3 separate regions of the Homo sapiens genome follow, and all the other regions are linked to region 3. Evidence: chromatin loops called from intact Hi-C (ENCODE). Cell type or tissue: dorsolateral prefrontal cortex. All regions are shown on one strand. Region 1 has its middle 42 kb from the start of LOXL4. Region 2 has its middle 11 kb from the start of CRTAC1. Region 3 overlaps CRTAC1 (cartilage acidic protein 1).

Region 1 (5,000 bases), 400 kb after region 3:
CTTTATTCTTAATAAATAAAAATGCCAAATTGGCCATAATTGTCAGTGTGTTTTCTCTTTTTAGCATTGGTTTATGGGGTACTAGAAACATTTTTAGAATTATTCTATTTTTTATGTTCCTTATTAACTTGATAGTGTATTTCCTTCTCAGTGTTCCTTATGCTTCTTGTCTTAAACCAATGGTCCATCCATCCTGGGTGTAAATTAAACTGAGTATGACTAAACATAAAAAGAATTTAATGCTGCATGATAGTGAAACCCACCAGGATGGTTAGTGGTGTTCGGCTGAGTGCTGAGCCAACGGCCTGGAGACTGAGTCACAGCCAAATTGATCTCCACTCCCAGGGAAGGTGTGCTCTCCTGGCATGCCTTCAGAGCACTCACGCCCTTCCATTTAGAAAAGTAACTATTTTATTATTGATTTAGAAAATAAATGAAACATACTATCATTGCCTTGAAGCACGCAGATGCTTGCAATATCTTCAGGAGCCCGTGAGGATCACAAATAGCACACTGGGAAATGTTTCACCACGCCAGCTTCCACCGACTGTAGGCGCCTGGGGGTACATCGGAACTCAGCCATCTCTGCAGGTGACAGCCTCGTGGTGCCCAGCCCAGTGGGTTTTGCATAGGCTTAGATGCTTGCTATTTGTAGATTGTTGCTGATATTGCTTGATATTTGGAAGGGCAAAGAAAAAAAGGAGGGAAAGACCGACTACCTCCTCTTGAGTATATTCTGCTTCCCAGTATACAAGGGGGTTGACTGCACTGCCCAGGTCTGGATCATGTCTACACAGCCCGAGGAATGAGAGGTGGTGGTTGGCAAGATGCAGCCAGGGCCGGAAAGAGATGCAGAGATCCCCCAGGAACCAGTGTGTGAACTCTCTGGCCGTGTCCTCCCCCTGCCATGAAGAGCCGAGATAATGAAGATAGAACAAGCTCAGAGCAGGGCAGAGAAGCCATCCAGGAGACATGACTTACGGGAGGAGAGTTTAATTGGTTTAGCCTAAAAAGCCCATTACGCTCTCTGGTGGACACGGTAATGCTATAAATATCCACAAGGTGACAACAAGGGAGAGAGGATGGGTCTGTCTCGCTGATAGACTGTTAAGACCGGCGGCGCAGGGGGAGGCAGGCCCTGCTGGGGGCTTGAGCTCATTTCAGGGGCTTGGAGATGTTTTTACAGTGAGAATCCTTTGTTCAAATGAAAGCATACATGGAACTCTGTAACATGAAACAGATGGATAGCTAAGCTTCTCTAGCAGAAGCAAAGGTCATTCTTTGCCCCAACTCCTGCAGATACCTCACCTCACCCTCCCTGCAGCGCCCCGGCATCTCCTCTAGGCTCAGTTGGAAAACCTGTAGGTGAGCTACTCAGAGGCCCCCAGCTCTGACAGTCCTTGCTGGGGAGTGGCCGTGTCTAAGCAGGAGGTGAGGGTGAGGCACCCGAAAAGACAGTCTGTGGGGATGCAGCTTAAAGCAGGGCCCCTGTGTGGAAAGGGGTTTTTGCTGCCAAGAGATCCTGGGAGTGGTGAGACAGTACCCATCAAGCCTCGGGAAGGACTGAGCTCGTTAAATCACAAGTCGTATCTCACTGGCAGCTGCAGTCTTGGGAGCAGGCATTGGCAATGGATTGTGAGCAAGCGCATGCCTGTGGGGTCTCTCACATGGTCGGGAGGGGAGCTCAGCTTTCAGGGAGCATCTCAGAGTGTGCAGATGGGAGGGTGTTAGGGAAAAGGAGGCAGGGTGATGAGCACGGCGGCAGTCCCGGACCCGGAGTGTGGAGGCTGAGCTCCAATCCCTGCTCTCTGTAAATCTGCCATGTGACCTTGGGTTGTTTGGCTCTCAATTTCCTGATCTGAAACACAAGGTTGGATAAGAAGAGGGAGTGGGATGGAGGCGTAAGCTGCGGCCGCCCGTTCCCAGCCCTCTTCCGCCCTCTTATGGCCACCCCTGAACCAGCCTTTGCTAGGCGGCTTCCCAGGGCCTCCAGGGCCTGCGAGCCCAGTCTGGGAAAACTGGGCTTGGCAATGACCCTGGCAAGGGCATCCCAGGCCGTGGCTCCTGGATGAGAGAGACAGAATCAAATCTGCCCTGGGGGGAGGGGAACTGGGAGAGCTCCTTTGCCAAGGGACCACACTTGGGGGCCACCCTTGAACCTCTTTCTAACAAGGAACAAAGGCAGCTCCACGAGTGACTCCTCTGCTCAGAAACACAGCTCTCTGCTGCCTGGAAATCACAAAAAGACGCTGAGTGATGGGGTGCCCTTCTATGCTCTGGTTCCCTCCCAGTTTCTTTCCTCCCAATTTCCCTCCTCATCTTCTATGCCTCTATTTAGCCCTCAGGACGTGACAGTTCCCAGATCTCTGCTGGATGCCTCCCTTTATCTGAAATGCTGGTTCCAGCCTCCAGCACTCCCCCTAACAGGGAACAGGTACTCACTCCCTCCTCCCTGTGAGACACAATTAACAGTGACATACAATTTTTTAATGTGAAAATCAACCACCAAGCAGGCCAGGCATGGTGGCTCACGCCTGTAATCCCAGTACTTTGGGAGGCTGAGGTGGGAGGATGGCTTGAGCCCAGGAGTTCAAGACCAGCCTGGGCAAAATAGCGAGACCACATCTCAGAAAAAAAAAGAAAACCAGCCACAAAGCCTACTACTCACACCTGTTATTCCTCAGTAGGAGCCATGGTGCACCTGGCCTTTTGTTCTTGGTTTTTCATCACTGTACAATGTTTTTTTCCTGCTGATCCATAATCCTTATGGTAGTAATTTAGCAGCTGCATGATTCATCATTATACAGACTGGTGGCTGTCAGTCTGAGTCTAGGGGCTGTCCAGGTGATGGCATCCAACTTCTCCTTTCACCCCAGGAACTCTGCATTTACCTTTCTCCCAGCTTCATTGTCTTGTTATAACACACTGGGGGTTTCAGGAAAGATTTTATTTGGAAAAAAAATCTGTGGTTTAAGACACTTAAAAATCACGGAGCTAGATTAACAAATATGCACATAACCAAATGCATAACAAATATGCACATAACCAAATGCATCATTTCAAAGAATGGTTTTGCACATGCAGACTTTCCCTCTTTTAAAAGTGTCTCGCTGGCATTTTTTTTTCTCCCCTGCCTGGCGTTGTCCTTCTCTGGAGAATGCGTTTGCCTCGACCCTTCTATTAGAACAGGACTCCTGAGAGTCAGGGGCTGGGTCCTGCTCATTTCAAAGCCTGGCAAGGTGCCCCGCACACCGTGCACGCTCCCTTGTGGAACTGAATATGAAGGTGGCTCCACGGGGGAACTGGGACGTGCCTATGTTGGATGGACAAGACGTTCCAGTTCAGAATTTCTCAGCACACCAGGGAATGGCAGAGGTTCTCCAAGATAATTTTTGTTGTCAGGGTAGGGCCAAGACCACCTCCCTTGCCAGGCTCTGGGGGGACTCAGAGAGTCCTTGCCCTGGGAAGGGTTTTGTCAGGAGCACCAGATGAAACAGACCACGCTGGCCTCCCTCCAGGGTTCAGGACAGGCCTCGGCCTCGGCATTCATTGCTGGAGCCTTTCCCACATCCTCCACTGCACACTCGCTGGTCTGTGCCCATCACTGCACCTGAATGTCCTGCTGGTGAGGCACCTAGCTGAGAGAGATGTGTCCCTGGGCTCTGCTTGGAGGAATAACCCTTGGCCCATCTCCTGTGCTGTGACCCTCCACGCCTGCCCTCAAGTCATGTCCCCAGGAGGAAACTGCCAGCCAGTCCCCAGCAAGGGGGAATAGTGAATCAGAACACAAAGAGGCTTTTGGCTGGGTGCAGTGGCTCATCCCTTCCCAGCCCTTTTGGAGGCTAAGGCAGGTGGATCACTTGAGGTCAGGAGTTCGAGACCAGCATGGCCAGCATGGTGAAACCCTGTCTCTACTAAAAATACAAAAATCAGCCAGACGTGGTGGCAGGCACTTGTAATCCCAGCTACTCGGGAGGCTGAGGCAGGAGAATCGCTTGAACCCAGAAGGCGGAGGTTGCAGTGAGCTGAGATCGTGCTACTGCACTCCAGCCTGACACAAGGAGGCTTTAGCAAGCCAGCCTACACCCTCATTTATTGATAACCTAATAGGGCAACGACTGGCTCAAGGCAGGGTCTAGGGTTCCTGGTGCCTCCATCAGCATCACAGTGTTAGGTGTGGCTCCCGACCCTCTTCCTTGCATCTCTCACTGGACAGGAAACAGGAGAAAAACACCACCGGCCTAGAACTTGGGAGACTTGATTTTTGGAGATCCCCATCAGAGTGAACTCGGGAACAGCACCTGAGCCCTCTTTCTGCCTTAGTTTATTCAACTATAAAGCAAGCAAGTTGACTCTCAGGTCTCCAAGGGGCGCCCAGGTGTGGTGTCTTATCGTTTACACGTGGGGAGTGGGATTGGTAAGGGATTCCATTTCCTTGGTTGTGGCTCCAGGAAAATGTCCTAAATCAGGGAGTACCGTGTGAGTTATCCAACCTGGGACACTTCTGAGAGTAAAAGGGAGTTTTGTTTATAAATACATAGGGACAACACGTGGAAACCAGGTAAACTGGTGCATATGGGTGCCTGGGTGATGGGATGTAGGTTAAGCCACAAGCACCCACACAGCTCACCTCCCAAGAATCCTGTAGGTTGCTTGCTGACAGGAACAGAAGAGCAGCAAGATTAGTAATGCCGAAGACCAGACCTGTTTCTCCCTCTTCCCACTTGTGGCATGGCTGATACTGCAAGCTCCATTCCAGAGAGATGAGCCTCCTCCCACTGGGGAGTCCATGGGGCACATTGGATGCCCTGGGCGCATCACTGGGCTTCTTCCAAGAAAGAGCACTATGACAGCTTCTCTCTGAATGGCAGAACCTCTTGTTGGTTTATAAAGTCCTTTCATTGCACTTGAGCTCACTTCATCTTTATGGCATTCTCAGCGGGAAGGCATCATGATTCCCATTGTACAGGCGGGAAAATTGACGCTCAGAGACATTAGCT
Region 2 (5,000 bases), 130 kb after region 3:
CGGAGGTTACAGTGAGCCGAGATTGTGCCACTGCACTCCAGCCTGGGTGACAGAGTAAGATTCCGACTCAAAAAAAAAACAAAAAAAAAAAAACGAAAAGAAATAAAAATATCTAATTATGATTTGAATAAATCTGCATATATCATGGAGCTGAATGCAAAACTGTGTGAGCATATTTTAAACAAAGTGTGAGCCTTGAAAAGATCTTCCAGGCTTCCTGTTGGGTGAGATTTTCAGCCTCCCCCAACCTTGTGGGGATACGTGTAACCTTTTCTTTTGCGCTTAGAGTACTTTAGTAAAAAGTTTTAACAGTGCTGCTTTAGTATTTACAAAGCATTGTTTCACACAACATCTTATTGATATATTCAACAAGCATTTAAGCACTTTCTGTGTGCCAGGCACTGTGCCCTTTTTGACAAAGAAGTGGGTATTTGTATTTCCCGTATTGTGGAGAAGAGGAAATAGAAAGACGCGGTGACTCCCACCACCTCCCAAAGTTCTCATGGGGCAAAGCAGAGCTAGGTATGCGGTGTCTTTCTTGGCAAGCTGTGCCTTTCTGTCATGCCTGCTGCCCTTCCCATATCTCTGCAATTCCTCCTACACCCATTCCTGCCATTAAGCAATTACACAGCACTCACCACCATGTGCCATCCTCCTGAGAGATTTCCAGGCAGGAGGGGCAGGTCACAGGAAAATGGGAAACCCAGGAAAGCCAGCTGGTGCCTGTGCCTTTTCTCCTGCCTGTGATTAGGACACGGTCTGCACACGTTTATAGGTAAGGGCATTGGCACAGAGTAACTAACATCCTCAGGTCACAGGCAGAGCATCCAATCCCGTGGCTGAGCTGGTGGAGTCACAGCTCAGTGCAGAGCCCTAGGTTATCTGAGATGTGATCAGTGCACTGGGTAGCCCAGAATGGATTGCTCACCAACAAGCATTTGTCCAGGGCTTGTTAGGTGTGGGCTCTGTGTTAGGCTGGTGGGAAAACAAAGATAAATACAACCTCTGCCTTCAAGGAGCTTACCATACAGCAGGAAATTGGCGCCCACATTGTGCTGAAAGAGGTAAGGAATAGGGCCGGGCAAGGTGGCTCGTGACTGTAATCCCAGCACGGTATTGCTGTGAGGCCCAGATGAGGCACTGCATGTGGAATGGCTGGAGAATACCTGTCTAGAGTATGCTTGAGTGATAGTCCCAGCTTTGCCACTTACTTGCTTTGAGAGGAAGAGGTAGGAGGATTGCTTGAGCCCAGGAGTTTGAGACTAGCCTGGGCAACATAGGAAGACCCCCATCTCTACACACACACACACACACACACACACACACACACACACAGTTATCCAGGGTGATGGTGCATGCCTGTGGTCCCAGCTACTTGGGAGGTTGAGGTGGGAGGATTGCTTGAGCCCAGGAGGTCCAGGCTGTGGTGAGCCATGATCATGCCGCTGCACTCCAGCCTGGGCAACAGAGTGAGACCCTGTCTCAAAAAGAGAGGGGGTGGAAAGAGAGAGGGAGAGAGTGAGAGAGACAGAAGGAATAGAAATGGGCTGGAGACGTGGCTACCAAGTGATGCCCCTTCTTCCCACATCCTGTGAGCTTCCTTGCCAAGGCACTGTGGGGGCAGGAGACACTTCCTTGGTTACTGTGCACCTTCACTCCCCATCTGCAAGTGGAACTCCCCCCTCTCTGCTTATTCGTAGTTGTCTCATCTTCATCCTCAGTCAAACATTCACCTTCTTTCTCTGCAGCTTCCCAGCAGCCACCTCAACCAAAGCCAGGGCAGCCTGTGGTCACAGCCAATCTGCCTAATGGCACTTTACAGATAATGGCAGCACACACTGAGACTGTACGTTCAGGTGCTCAGAGCTGTTCAAGTGCTTAACTGTTTTCATCGTCCTAACAAGCCTGTGATTCTGTTCTTATGCCCATTTTATAGGTGAAAAAGCTCAGGGTAAGTAAACAGCAAGTAAGTGGCAAAGCTGGGACTGTCACTCAAGCACACTCTAGAAAGGTATTCTTCAGCCATTCTGCATGTAGTGCCTCCTCGGGGCCTCACAGCAATACCATGGTGTAGGTTGATGGGGAAATCTAGACCACAAGGCTCAAATGCATTATTACCAAGCTCAATTCATCTACAGGCAAAGTGGACACGGGAACCCAGGTCTGCCTCTTAGCTGGTGTTCTTTTCACTACATTTTGTTGCTGAAGCCGGAAAATATTCCCTGTATGTTTCCAGTGGCCCTATACCCACCTAGTCTTTGGAGGATTTGTTTTTGCACTTTCCTACTGGGTGAAAACAAGCTCAAACAGTCTTGACCACGCTTAAGCCAGAAAAGCTTGAAAGACCGCCACCTGGTGGCTTTCTTGGTGGTGGTGACTGAAATTGACCCCAGCCTGCGATCAGTGGCCTTGGGTGTCAGTGGTGAGTCTGGAAGAGTAGACGTTGGAGTTTATGGCCACTGACTGTGTGCCAGGTGCTCTGCTAAGTACTTTAAAGGGCTCCCTCTCATTTATTCTTTGCATTAACCAAGTGAGGTTGGTCCTATTCTCTTTGGCTCCATTTCAAAGATGAGGAAGCTGAGGCTCAGAGGCAAAGTAACCAGTTCAAGGTCACACTGTTAATAATTATTTTTTTATTTTTATTTTTATTTTTTTGAGATGGAATCTCTCTCTGTTGCCCAAGCTGGAATGCAGTGGCGAGATCTTGGCTCACTGCAACCTCTGCCTCCCAGGTTTAAGTGATTTTTGTGCCTCAGCCTCCCAAGTAGCTGGGATTACAGGCACGCACCACCACATCTGGCAAATTTTTGGTTTTTAGTAGAGACAGGGTTTCACCACACTGGCCAGGCTGGCCTTGAACTCTTGACCTCAAGTGATCTGCCTGTCTTGGCCTCCCAAAGTGCTGGGATTCCAGGTGTGAGCCACCGTGCCCGGTCTATAACTCTTTAAGCTGGGCTTCAAATCCAGATTTCTCTGACTCTAGGTCCTGCTTCTACTTAACTACTCCTTATCTTACCTCCCCAGCCTTACCCCATCAGGCCATGGCCCATCCCCCAGTCCTGCTCACTGAGCCGCAGCCACTCCGACCATCCCTCTCTTCTTTGGGCTCTCACACAAGGAGAATGTTCCAGGCAGAAGGCACAGCAAGTGGTCTTCTTTGCACTTTCTGTGCCCTCTGTCTGGAACGTTCTCCCAGATTTGCCTGTGGCTGGTTACTCGTCCTACAGATCTCAGCTCATATGGGTCACATCCTCAAAGATGCCATTCCAACCATCCATCTAAGTTGTCCCTGCCCAAACCCAGTTCCTCACTATCCCATTACCTATCTGCATGTCCTTCTGAGGGCTTAGCATTCTCTGAAAGTATCTTGTTTGTTTGCTTGTCTGTTTTCTGTATTCCCCACTGGGAAGGTCAGCTCCATGCTGAGTCTCAGTGCCTACCCTACTGCTTGCCTAGTAGTTGCTCCATAAATGTGTACTGGATGAACGATCAGAAGGAAGGCGACAGGAGAGAAAAGGTCCCATGACTGGTATTTTATCCATCTACTAACAACTCAGGGGCCTTCTCATTCCTCCCATTGTTGGTATCATCCTTGCCTCCTTCTTCTTTGGACCCCACCTCTTTGTATCCAGGACCAGAGGTGAAGGGAGGCCAGAGCTAGGAATATAGATATTACAAATATAAGATGGCTTGCATTTCTGGTCCTTGGTATTTGATATAGCTGAAGAGTCTGGGTTTTTTTGGTAGTGGTTGTTGTTAATTCTTGTAATTAGCTTGTATCTTATAGATATTGCTCTTGGCCATTTAAAAAGAGGTTTAATTGGTCATTCAGGCCTGGAACCTATTCTGTTTTCCAAGTTTATTACTTCCTCCACCACATTCAGAACCTGGCAAGGTAGATTAGCATCTCAGGATTATAAACTGCCCGTTCTCACTCACCCACACTTGGATGTGCTCCAGAAAACAGACACTGGCTCGTGAATTTGAATTTAGAATCCTGCACTTGTAAGGAGAAGCTCAGACCCAGGCACAATATTTAAGATCTGCTGAAAACAGGAGCAGAGTACAAATGCTTACAGAGATGAGTTCCTAGCCAAAGACATGAGCGGCCTCAGAAAGGAAAAACCACAGTAGCTAATGGTCATTAAAGCTTAGTTGACGTAATTTCAGAGAATGAAGACAGCCACAATCCCAGTTAAATAATGCCAGGAGAATTTAGCTCTGAGCTGACAGTGCCATGACTGTGATGTGGTGGCAGAGTGGTGCCAGGGTGACCACCGGGTGAGGAACTGGGCAACCTGGCCTCTCATCTGGGCCGCCACTTTCCCACTGTATGTCCCTACTTAATCTGGAAAGATAAAACTGAGCTGGATGATCTTTCACATTCCCTGCAGTTCTGATGCTCTAGCCCTTTATTTGGGAGTAGAAGCAGGAGGAAGGTCTGGAGGAAAGGAGGCTAAAGTTTATCGAGTTCCTTCTCTCAGTCAGGCACTGAACTGAGCACAGTGGCATCACTTCTTCATAGCAGCCCTGCTAGCATAGTCTCTATTTTGCCTATGAGGAAAAAAAAAATAGGAGGCTAAGTGACATGTCTAAAGTCACATAGCTGGACCATGACACTCAAGCCAGCACACTTTCTACTTTGCCACAAGGCATCTGGCCACTTGAAAACCACCTGTACCTGCTGCTCCAGAATATCTGATTCCTAGAAGTAGCACTCACCTTCTATGGAGCATGACTTTGATCCACACAGTGACTGGGAAAGAGAGATGTCAGCTGGGTTGTCGGATTTCCTGGTTTATTTCAACACTATCTTCTGGCTCCCAGTTAGGCAGCTCGGGGGTGAAAGCTGCCCTTGATGTAAGTAATGAGCAGTAGAACTTGCGTTGTAGGCTGACCCCACAGGACACTGAATGATTCTGTAATTATGCCACACAGTATTCATTGAAGGCCATGCATGTGCTGTACGCTAACAACAACAATAGCAATAACAGCAGCAG
Region 3 (5,000 bases):
TGGCTCCTTCTCGGGGCTGTCATAAATATTAAGTGAGCTGGTTTTTGGAAGGTGCCTTGGAAAATGTCAGGTGCCACACAGTCATTAGCTGGGACTATTTACCACCTGCTGGGTGAATAATATCCCTTTATTTTTTCCCAGCACTTTCAGGCTTCAAAGACCTCCTTGTTCTGCTGTTGGGGTGTGACTGCTCCTCCCTGCCCATCCCTGCTGAAGGCTTCTGCTCACCCTGCCCATCAGGCTGGGTAGGGGCTGGAGTTAGAGGGGAAAATGCCCCTTGGAGGTCCCCATTTCCCCTAGCCACATTCTGGCACTCTGATGATCTGTTCATTGGGCCCAACCCCCAAAGGGCAGCCTTGGTTGTCCTCAAGAACCATCCCTTTACCTCTGAGCCCTGGCACGCTGGCAATGCAGACCCAAGTACAAGTCGGGTGCAGACAATCCATCTCTCAGACTGCATCTGGGCCAGCCCTCAGGGACTGGGGGGTGAGACAGGGAAAGATGGTGGGGAGGGAGGGTGTGCATGCAGCTGAACTTCTCCAAGCTGTGGGTCTGAGGACCCAGGGATGAGGCAGCACAAGGATTCGTGGTGCTAAGGTAAAGCCTCTTGCTTCCTGCCTGGCCTCTGCACCTCCCCTCCTTCAGGATCACGGGAAGCATGCTCTCCAGGCCTCAGTTTCCTTCCTGTAAAGTGGGTGGGAATTGAGAAGATCTCCAAGATTGCTACTAGCTTACTTTGCAATGAATGCATCCTCCAGGGTGGACACAGGATAAGCATGTTGGGGGCTGATTCCTGTGCCCATCTAGCCCTGCACCCTCTGCATCAGCAGAGACTCTGAGGTGAGGCCCCTCGGCCAGGGAACTTGGCCATCTGCTGAGACCTTAATAGAAACAGGATTCTGGTGAATGCCATGATTCGCAGGCTGCCAAGAGCATCCAAGATATTGTAAATGAGTAGGGCAGAAATGCTGGAAACGTGGTGCAGGAATGGGCACAGAGAGAGAGAGAGAGAGAGAGTGTGTGTGTGTGTAAACATGCTGGAAAATGGGATGTGAGGATCAAGTGCAGGATGGTAACAGGGTCTCTCATCCTAAATTTCCTGAAAAATTATAAGACAAGATAACTGTGTAGGTGCTGGTGTTGCCACTCCCAAGCCTTCTGGGAGCCTTCAGAGCCTGGGCAGGACTTGACTGTGTGGCGGGTATTAGACAAGGATACACCCCCGCTCATCCTTCCTGCCCTGTCTCTGCAGAATGTTAAGGCAAGGGGTGGGGCAGCAGGACAGGCCCCATCATTTGTTTCCTCTTGACAGAGGAGGGATTTGCACTGGCAAAGCCTGGGGGTGTAGCCTAGGGGTATAACCCAGAGAGGCTAGCCACAGGCTTGACATTTCTTTAAAATCTCTTGTGTTGAGAAAAATGCACACAAAAATTACATTTCAATTCTATAACATATCTGTGTTTGTTTTAAAAGAAACGCAATGTTCCCCCCGATACTCATCAAATGCATCTGACACCCCAGGGAAAAGGTCTCTGTGTGTCCTGGGCTTTGGGTACCCCTAGCAGGCCCGTGCTGCACTTCCTGGGGGTCCCGGGCCCTGGCTGGGGAGCCTGTCACTCCAGCCCTGCCTGGTCCCTGGCTGTCAGATCTGGCTTCACTCCCGATGAAAGGCCAGCGCCCACCTGGGAAGCTAGGAGGCCCCTTGGCCCCCACTCTGTAGCCCCTGGTTGAGCTCACTGGTGAGGATCTGCCAGAAGGCCTCAGCTGGGCTTTAGGCATCTCCGTCTCCTTCAATAATGACTTCCTATAAATCAGATCTGCCCTCCGCTTTGTTCCATACTGCTCCCAGCCAACAGCAAAACTCCCCACCTGACATCATAAATCCACCTTCATTTTCTTTCCGAATTTCTTTTAAGGCTTCTTTAATCACCACCTTGCAGCCTGGACAGATGCTGCCTCAAAGGGTGAGGCCAAAATGCAGAGTTCCTGGGGAGGAGGCGAGGCCTAGGGGAGGCAGGGCAGGCAGGAAGGAGAGCAGAGAGATGGACCCCAGAGGGGATGGGGATGAAGATGCCGCTGGCCATGCCCAGGACTGGAGGTTTGGGGGGACACACAGAGAATGTTTCCCAGGCAGGGGCTGGGCCTGCTTCTCTTGTGCATCCCCCTGTACCTTGCACAGTGCTCCCTGTACCCAGGAGGTGCCCAGCAGAAGGCCCTGGCATCGCTCTGGCAGAGCCTCAGAGTGGAAGGTGTTGGTATTTGCTATACTAGGTGGGCACTGCCCGTGTGCCAGGCCATGTGCCAGCCATGTCCCATGTGCGCCTCCTTTCGTTCTCACAACACTCTCATTTTGAAGATGAGAAAACTGAGGCTGGGAGAATAGTTTGCCCACTACTGCCTAGGCTGTAATGCACAGGGTAGGCTGGACCTGCACCTGTGGCCTGGCTCCAGACCCTGTCCCCTCACCTGCTAGTTCAATGTCCTCAGAAAAGCTGAGGGGCATGCCCAAGGTCACTGGGGCCTGGACCGCGGAGGCAGTGCAGGACTCTTGCCTCTCACCTTCCCCTCCTCTTTTTCCATCTGGTTCCACGCCAGGGCCTTGGCCATGTCCAGAACCCAGTTCCCAGGATTCCCAGGCAGGGCAGCTCCCGGCACTGTCCCGGCTTCAAGAGGCCTCAAGCAGCTGGGGAAGTTGGGGACCAGGGGATGGGAGAGTGGTCTTCCTACTGCCCCAGTCTCTCTCCCAATCTCTCGCTTGGCCACCCTCCCGGGGCCCTCGAGTCCCCCGAGAGCTGGCATGGTGGCCACTAGATGGCACTGTGACCCAGCGGAGCAGCTGCAGCTGCGGAAATGGATAATGTCTAGAGAGGAGGCCTCCCCTCCCCCTCCCGCAGTGCTGAAGGCCGGTACCTGGATAGCACCTTTGCCTAGCCTGCCCTGGGGTGGCTGGACCTCCCCCGCTGTCCTGAACACTCAGCCAGGCAGCTGCTTCAGCCACAACAACCCGGGTGGGGCTGCCTCAAGTCCGGGTGCCAGCCTGGGGCTGTCATCCCAGTGGGTGTGGGCCTCCCCTCACAGCCCCTCCTGTCTTGCAGGCTGGTAGGGTTCTTAAGTTGGAGGTCATCGGAAAGGTCAGCGGGCTGTGGCAGTTTAAGCATCAGGAGGAGATGGGGCTCTAAGTGCTAGCTCTCTACCAACCTCCTGTGTGACCTTGGGCGAGTCCCTTCTCCTCCCTGGATCTCCGTCTGTTCTTTGTAAAATGGGAGGTTCTCCCAGGTCATACAGCTCTCTAGCAGGCAGGTGCTGTGTGGCTTGGCTCCAGGGACCTCCCAGCTCCCTGAGTGCACATCTGGACATGGCCTGCCCCTTCTGCCTGCTTTCCTCCCAGCTTCTCAGGCCCCCTGGCACCACAGTGGTGCTGAGCGCTGGCCACGCGCCCAAAGCCTCAGCCATCAGGCCGGGCTCAGCATGGCGGCCCTTACATTTGGGGTCCATTCCTGGGGCTCGGGGGTGGGGGACACTCCGGGCTAGTTTTCCAGCCAGACGTCCATGTGTCATTAGCTGAGTGACAAGGGGGGCTACAGGGTAGTGTTGGGGGGCTTGGCGGGCAGGGAAAGGGTGGGCTGGAGAAGGCGCGCAGACAGAATAGTAACATGGTGGGCCAAATAGGTTCTTGTCAGCCAAATGGCTTTTGGAAGTCTGCAGAGCTGTTCGAACACGTCCTCTGGGCACGCCAGCTGCCCCAGCCTCCCTCTGTTCCTCCACCAAAGCTGCTGCTTCTTCCTTGAACTGCCCGTCCTTCCAGCCCAGCCGGCACAGTTGGCTGGTGCTTCCATCCCCACTGTGCTCCTCATCTGCCTCCTCTGGGTCTCCTCCTTCCCGCTCCTCGGTTCTGTGCCAGCCCAGCCAGCGTGAACAATGCCCCCTTCATGCTCAAACCCAGCCGCAACCTCCAGATTCTTTTATTCTGTGTCTAGCCTGCTCTCCCAGTCCTTGCCTCCCTTCCACCTTGTCATTTTCAAGTGCTTCATCCCCCCAGTGCACCCCCCTTCCCTTGCAAGATCAAGGCACTTAATTGCCAAGCCAGCCCAGTGCACAGAACTGGCAACTATGCAGAAAAAATTGACTGTACAAATCTAGGCTGAAGCGCCTGCATGTTTATTTCTTTTCCGGGGGAAACATAGTTTATTACTGATACAGCCTTTCCATGGTACCTTCACGCGCGGAGCTCTCAGGCACTTAGATGGGGCTTGAGCTGTGCTAACCATTTTATTGTCTAGTCATTTGTTCCCACAAACTTTGTAAGACAGGTCAACATTAATCTCCCCCTTTCACCAGGGTGAAAAGTGGCTAGGGAAAGGCATTGTAAACTCAGGAGAGGCAGTGACAACCCTTTCTGGGCAGGACTTTGAGATGATGCCACCACCCAGGTGTCTGGAGGCAGGGTGGTACCCCAAAGGACCCCTCAACCATCCTTCCAGCCCCAGGATTCAGACTGAGGGAGGCTGCCACTTTGGAAGCCTCTGCTGCACACGTTGGGATGGGTATGTTGGGAAGGCCGACCAACAAGAGGATCTCTCTGTCCCAAGTGCAGGTCTGGTATGAATGTGGCTTAAGTTCACATGACAAGTTGTTGTGTACAGCTCTGGCTTCCTGATTTTTGGCACCCAAAACAGGAACTGGATTGCTCTGCCATCAGCAGTCTATTGGCAGATTATCAGAGTTTAGTCAGCAGCCGTGCTGGAATTAGAAAAACAGCCTTCCCTAGAAAGATCTCCCTGTCAGAGAGTCTGACAATAGGTCCCCCAACCAGAAAGATGAGGGGAGAGCGTGCCTTCAAAAAAAAGTGCTGGAGAGGTTTTGGAACAAGAACTCAATTCTTTGAGCTCAGTTATCCGAGACGGGACCCAGCTGAAGCCTAGGGATTTAGCACTCAATTCCTGGTTGCTTATGTGTAAGTAAATAATTTCATCTGCGATTTGGCAATAAAGAATGCTTTA

Evidence for each region. Hi-C counts contacts between places; a loop is a spot of excess contacts. Peaks named below come from ENCODE experiments on the same cell type or tissue, not always from the same donor. Only the 100,000 strongest peaks of a DNase experiment are listed, where the experiment ranks them.
Region 1: a loop joins it to region 3, with 2.4 times the contacts of the local background. A loop is called at or near these places in 32 of 110 quality-filtered maps.
Region 2: it touches region 3 in a loop (9-fold over the local background); 100 of 110 quality-filtered maps call a loop at or near these places.

The regions. Positions count from the first base shown.
Region 1 is chr10:98,307,812-98,312,811 of GRCh38, forward strand. No RefSeq gene overlaps it. Among named protein-coding and RNA genes, the nearest start is that of LOXL4, 42 kb to the left of the region's middle. In dorsolateral prefrontal cortex, CTCF peaks have their summits at 1,947 (motif pointing left) and 2,147; DNase peaks (open chromatin) are centred at 1,570 and 1,940; H3K4me3 peaks cover 501 bases; H3K27ac peaks cover 1,554 bases.
Region 2 is chr10:98,039,281-98,044,280 of GRCh38, forward strand. No RefSeq gene overlaps it. Among named protein-coding and RNA genes, the nearest start is that of CRTAC1, 11 kb to the left of the region's middle. In dorsolateral prefrontal cortex, a CTCF peak has its summit at 2,344 (motif pointing left); a DNase peak (open chromatin) is centred at 2,361.
Region 3 is chr10:97,912,120-97,917,119 of GRCh38, forward strand. All of the region lies in intron 5 of CRTAC1 (cartilage acidic protein 1), which reads right to left. Among named protein-coding and RNA genes, the nearest start is that of MIR3085, 39 kb to the left of the region's middle. RefSeq lists an enhancer at 2,374-2,950. In dorsolateral prefrontal cortex, CTCF peaks have their summits at 2,798 (motif pointing right), 3,002 and 3,915; DNase peaks (open chromatin) are centred at 2,822, 3,409, 3,852 and 4,697; H3K4me3 peaks cover 2,151 bases; H3K27ac peaks cover 1,678 bases.